Linked DNA regions of Mus musculus: region 2 is linked to region 1. A link is a loop called in an ENCODE intact Hi-C map of the cell type or tissue named here. Cell type or tissue: left cerebral cortex. All regions are shown on one strand. Links, peaks and the distances in the headings refer to the core of each region. The heading gives the core; the rest is flanking DNA.

Region 1 (2,911 bases), core at 208-2,707:
AACAAAACAAAACAAAACAAAACAAAACACCTTCTCCAGATCAGTTCACACAAATTGTAACTCTTTGTTTTGTCTGTCTGTTTGTTTGTTTGTTTTTTCCTGATGTACTCCCACAGTTAGCTATTTTGTGGCTTCTTTCTTCTTCCAACAACCTTGTATCTTCATGGGAGTCGCCCCGGTGTCTTTGGCACAGAGCAGACTTCTTTAGTGTTTGGTACCAATATCCACACCTGATCTCTGCTCTGCAGTTTGCTCGCCATTCGAACACAAAGTCTTAGAAGATGGGGTTTGAAATCCACAGTATTTGGCAGGATTGCCCGAATTGGAGAAACTCAATGAACTTTTTTGTTTTTTTTGTTTTTTGTTTTTTGTTCTTTTTTAATTCTTAGGTTTTGTTTCCCAAGTACTGGGAGTTGAGCATAGAACCTGTGCTTAGAGGAAAGTGCTGCAGCCACAAGCTGCATTCTAGATTCATTTTCATTTTTGAGGTAAGGTCTCATATAGCTTGATTTTATTTTATTTTTTATTTTTTTGGTTTGGTTGGATTTTTGCTTTGTTTTGAGACAAGGTCTTACCACCTAATCCTAGCTAGCCTTGAATCCATTACGTAAATCAGGCTGACCTTGAACTCAAAGAGACCTACCTGCCTCTGCTTTCTCATTACTAGGCATAAATGGGCATGCCGCCACATCTAGCTACGGGGATAAGCTGGTTTGGAATTCCACAAGTAGCTAAGGATGGCCTCAAATTCCTCCTTCCAACTCTTAAGTGAAGTTGAACTATAAGAATTATATATATTTACAGTACACAACATGGATGCTCTGATATATGTGTCAATCAAACTATTGACAAACCATCCCCTCTCCATGGTGAGAACATTTAAGATCTGTCCTAGTGACTTCCAAGTAACATTACCATTAAATTGAATTGTTACACTGTCCGAAAGAACATGCAAAAGAAGAAATGGGAGCCCAGAAGCCAAAAAAAACCTCCACCCAATGACACACAGGCCGGTGTGAGATGCAGCCAGAGTATAAACTCAAATCCTCACGCCCTTGCTCTCCAGCCCTGCTGCTGTGCTGGCCTCCTGACACTTGATAGGTAAGTGCAGTCTGCTCCCCGGCTGCCTCCTTCTCGAAGCTCATCTATCCTTGTCCCTGTAGGGTAAATGCTTTGAAATATTTTAGAGCAACTGCAGCAACATCTTAAGAGGCCCGATTTCCCTAGTCATGCTCAAACTGTTTTCATCAATATCCTATGTGCGCCACCTGCTGGCCGATGACTGCAGTTACTGATGAACGGCCTTAAGGCTCTAGAATGTTCCAAAAATTCGATGAACGCAGAAGTCCCAGCACTGAGGACGGGTCTGTGTAGCAGGTTCTAGGGAAGCCTATGTTACATGAGAACCTCTCTAAAAAGTCAAATAAGCTGGGAATGTGGATCATTTGATAGATTGCGTGCCTAAAAAGTGCAAAGCCCTGGGTTCAATTCCCAACAAGGCCTAATCCAATCCTGGGGAAGGAAGAAAAGAAAGAAAGAAAAGAAAAGAAGGAAGGGAGGGAGGGAGGGAGGGAGGGAGGGAGAGGGGGGGAGAAGAGAGACAGAGACAGAGAGAGACAGAGAGAGCCAAGGTCATCCTCAGCTACAGTGAGTTTGAGGGCAGCCTAGCTCAGACTAAATGAGACCCGGTCTCAAAACAAAACATCAAAGAAGTTCCCTGGGTACAGTATACACCCATACCTTTTTAAAAATTCCTCTCCTTCCCAGGTTTAAACATAAACAATGCCTTGTTTTGTATTTTCAATACAGGGTTTCTCTGTGTAGACCTGGCTGTCCTGGAATTCACTCTGTAGACTAGGCTGGCCTTGAACTCAGAGATTTGCCTGTCTCTACCTCTCAAGTACTGGGTTTTAAGGCCACCACTGCAGAGCTATTAGACATAAACAATGTCAACCAGTACTCCAAAGGTCCCAATGACAAACCAAGATAACATATCACCGAAGTTTATTGGGCTTGCTTGCTTGCAGAGCATAGGTGAGGGTTGTCCATAGGGACGTGGATGCAGAGACGAAGGTCCTATGTGTTCCAGCCCCTCCCTTAGGTCACATATACTCTGGAGAGAGTCCTGTGATGCTTCCCACCCCTCCAATGAGAAGAAGAAAAACTGTCAAGGGGGCCCCTTTTGCATGGTGGTGGCTGCTGAACTCCCCATGATGGCAGTGGCTCGGCTCAGAGGCTAGACACACGCACTGCTCTCCCGAAGTCATTCCTCTGTGTACTTCTGTCTTCTGATCTCTTGGGTCGCCAGCATGCTGGATGTGGGCCTAATCCTAATTCTGACAACACAGGATTTGGGCAGCTGGGGGAGTGCAGACAGTTTGAAGGGGCTCTGGCCAGTGTGGTGAGTGCAGCTCTGGCAAGCCTTGCCCTTCTCCTCCATTCCCTCTGCCTTGCTAAAACCCCTTAGACTACATTCCTAAAGCTAGCCTCCAAGGTCTAGTCCCTTATTTGGCCACTTGCTCCTCCCTAGTCTGACTACCAAGGTCCAGCTATCAAAGTATTAAAGTCCAGCAGTCAAAAGCCCCCTTTGGCTCACCTAATAAACATGCCCAATTAAAATTAAACACCTCATCCTAGCACAGGGTTTCCCCTTTACCTTTATAAACTGTCATGCTCCTCGGTGCCACGTCTGTTTCCTTCAGAGGCAGTCCTTTGTTCCATTGTCCTTTGGGACAAATATCCCTATAACCTCTCCCTTCTTCCCCATCCTCTGCCTCCTGTGTCTCTCTTACTTCCCTGCTCCTTTGTGCTTAGAACTTGGTCTTGGGGGTCCCGAGATGATGCTTTTCCTTTCAGTAGCCATCCATCTCTCAATGGTCTGGTTACACAGTGCCTCTTGGGAGATGTCTTA
Region 2 (2,911 bases), core at 150-2,649, 210 kb before region 1:
TGAGACAGGGAGCCTGGATTCTCCCGGGATTCTGGGTGGTTCACACCTAAAGCCCTAAGACCCTAAGATCGCGGGACCCTGAGGCTCCGAGGCCTGGACCTATAGAATACCTCTTTAAATCCCTGTCACCTAAATGGCATCCCTGCGGCAACACGGCCGCTCCGTGGTGATTCCCCCTTCCCGAAGGCGCAGTCTGCAGCCTTGTCAGTTACCCTTGGGAGCCGTGATATGGTCTGCCGCCCCTGGCCCGCGGCAACGCACCCCAAACACCATCTGAACTCTGCAGACGGTATCTAAGAGGGTGCATGCTGCAGAGCAGCCAGGTGGCCGGCTGACTCACCTCCCGGAGCACAGCACTCTACGCACACACCCCGACCAGGGTCGGCAGTCTAGTGCACCCACACTGAACCGGGCGCCCGGCGGCGCCACCAGCCCAGGGTGGACATCTCTCCGCTTCTCCTCCGATGCTCGTCCTCCCGCGACTCCTGACTCCCCAGCGTCTGCAGCAAGGGCTGCGGGACACCTCCTTGTCAGGGTCCTCTGCAGAGGCGGAGCTTCCTCTCTAACCAATCCAAGACCCCATTCCCCGCTTTGGGCCCTCACCACGCCTCCCACACCCTGCCAATCAGACTGCTGTTGTCAAGGCAACAGCTTGGCGCCAAGGCACGGAGTTGACGTCAACGGAGTCAGTGTTAGGGGCCCCCAAGCAGAGTCTGGAAAAGGGGGATGGGATGTGGGTGTGAAGGGATGCAGCCCCCCCAAAAGAAATCGGGGTGAATCAGAAATACCTACTAATGATGCCCCAATGCAAAACCTGAGAAGAGAGAGAGGGAAAAACGACAAGCATATATTTGTCTAAAATCGGGAAAAAAGAAAAACCATGAAAAATCGAGACAGAAACACATACGTTGAGGTCTAACCACGAACGATAAAGGTGGAAGAAAGGACTTTTCTGCCTGCAACACCCAAGCACTAAGCTAATTTCCTTAATAAACGAAGAGCTATTGGAAACCAACAAGGGAAGGACAAAAGCAAAGCAAAAAAGGGGGCAAAAGAGACCGCAAGTCACAGGACAATGCAAATGGCTGGAAGAATCTTGACCTGACTGTCTGCATAGCGAAACGCCAACCTGAGATACCGGGTGAAGGCGGTTTATGGCAGCGCGCTGAATCGCATGTGGTCAACCATCATTGCGTGAATCCACTGCATAGAATAGCAAGAAATTGCGAGGAGAGCAAGCAGGTAGATTACCAAGCCTGCCTCTGATAGAAGACATTCCTATGTCACCAGGAAAAATAACGGAGGTATCGCTGCCATAAAGGACCTGGATCGGAATAGATCCCAATGAAATAAAACCCGTTGCCGAAGTTTGTAGAAACGAAATGGTAAGTGGTTTTTTTTTTCTTTCTCTCTTTCTTTCTCTCTCATTTATTTCTTTGTTAAAAAATATACAAATGTGGGCAAAGCTTCTGGAACAATTTGCAAAAAAAAAATTTTTAACTGGTTACCTCTAGGAAAAGGAATGGGGGAGGGGAGAACAGACTACAGAAAGATGATTTTGGCTTTATTCTCTGTGCCCATGAATTTCCTTGGCAGATAAATGGTATTTCTTCCCTGGCAGTAAAATCGATGAATTATTAAAAGTTTGTTAATGTACTATTGATGGAACCATTTCACTGCCAAGAAATTTAAGGGAATAAGCACAGGTGTGTGAAAGACTAATTACAGGGGTATTTACGGAGCATCTTTTCTTATGACTAAGAATGTACTCTGCAGAACAGATTTGAATTCCAGTAAATCCACAAATTGTATTTTTGTGTGTCTGCTAAAACTCCGGGTTGTATTTTTTATTAGACACGTAAAATGCACTGTTTTAATTTTAAAGGAAAAAATGCAAGACCGTGGTCCATGGGTTAAAAGCGATTTTACCTAAGAGCATAGCTAATCTGATACCTCGGATTCAGTTTTATATTTATACTGAAAGACTTAGCCGTGCTTGCTTGCTTGCTTGCTTGCTTGCTAGATGATAGTGAAGTGGTGGGTTTATGGATAGGGTATGCAGTTTTAATTCCCCAGTCCTGAGATGGGGTTTCTCACCTCACACAGATTCATAAGCATAAAACATGAATGAACAAGGCATACCGCGCAAGTGAATGTAACACTATGCTTAGGTCTTTGACTATTCATTCTGCTCCCCGGGAGAGCTGTTTAAACAATGCCTATGCTTAGGACCCCCACAGTGATTGATTTTGGAGGCACCCCCCCCCCAAAATCTTGTTAAAGTCTTTGGGGGGTGTTAATTTAACATACTCAAAAGGACTGGACCCTCTCTATTTGCAAAACCAGTTTATCTCTAGGTCCTGGCTCATCAGCTCTCTGGGAAGTCAGTAGGCTGTAAGAGCTCCCGCAGAGATAAGATCTCCCCTTTGCCTCAGTATTTTCCATGCTTACTATCGCTCCAAACTGTACACAGTCTCTTTTCACCCACTCCACAGCCTCACTACATGTCTTTGGCTCATATACGTGTCATGAAGACTTCTCTTTCATTTCCCTGGAATTGTATGACAATTTCACCAACTCTCTTGATGCTTAAGCTGGCAATGAGATTGAACATCTGAAATGCAACAGTAACAACAACCTGTCTATTGTCTCTCATCTCAGGTGACACTGTATGGTTCTCTACATGCGTGGCCTCTTCCCCTATCTTAGCTTACTTTTCCTTGACTCACTTTCCAAGCAGCTGGATGTTCTCATGGAAGAATGTGACCACCGTTCTTACACAACCTCTCCCTAGGTAGCCACCTATTTCCTAACCTAGTCACAAGGTTTAAATGCCTAGTCACACGCCAGTAAATCCTAAATTCCAATCCTATGTTACAGAACTCTCCATACAATCCCAATCTAATATATT

The links. A loop is a pair of places that touch in the nucleus more often than their neighbours do. Peaks named below come from ENCODE experiments on the same cell type or tissue, not always from the same donor. Only the 100,000 strongest peaks of a DNase experiment are listed, where the experiment ranks them.
Region 2: it touches region 1 in a loop (8-fold over the local background); 4 of 42 quality-filtered maps call a loop at or near these places.

What each region holds. Positions count from the first base shown.
Region 1 is chr7:6,936,053-6,938,963 of GRCm38, forward strand. All of the region lies in intron 5 of Usp29 (ubiquitin specific peptidase 29), which reads left to right. Among named protein-coding and RNA genes, the nearest start is that of Zim3, 39 kb to the right of the region's middle. In left cerebral cortex, for the core only: a CTCF peak has its summit at 1,283 (motif pointing left); a DNase peak (open chromatin) is centred at 1,254.
Region 2 is chr7:6,729,918-6,732,828 of GRCm38, forward strand. Peg3 (paternally expressed 3) reads right to left here and starts at 502. Exons shown (of 9, transcript NM_008817.2): 1 at 341-502. Usp29 (ubiquitin specific peptidase 29) reads left to right here and starts at 666. Exons shown (of 8, transcript NM_001360502.1): 1 at 666-1,385. In left cerebral cortex, for the core only: no CTCF peak of the experiment used is centred there; DNase peaks (open chromatin) are centred at 581, 1,106, 2,186 and 2,381; H3K4me3 peaks cover 2,500 bases; H3K27ac peaks cover 1,286 bases.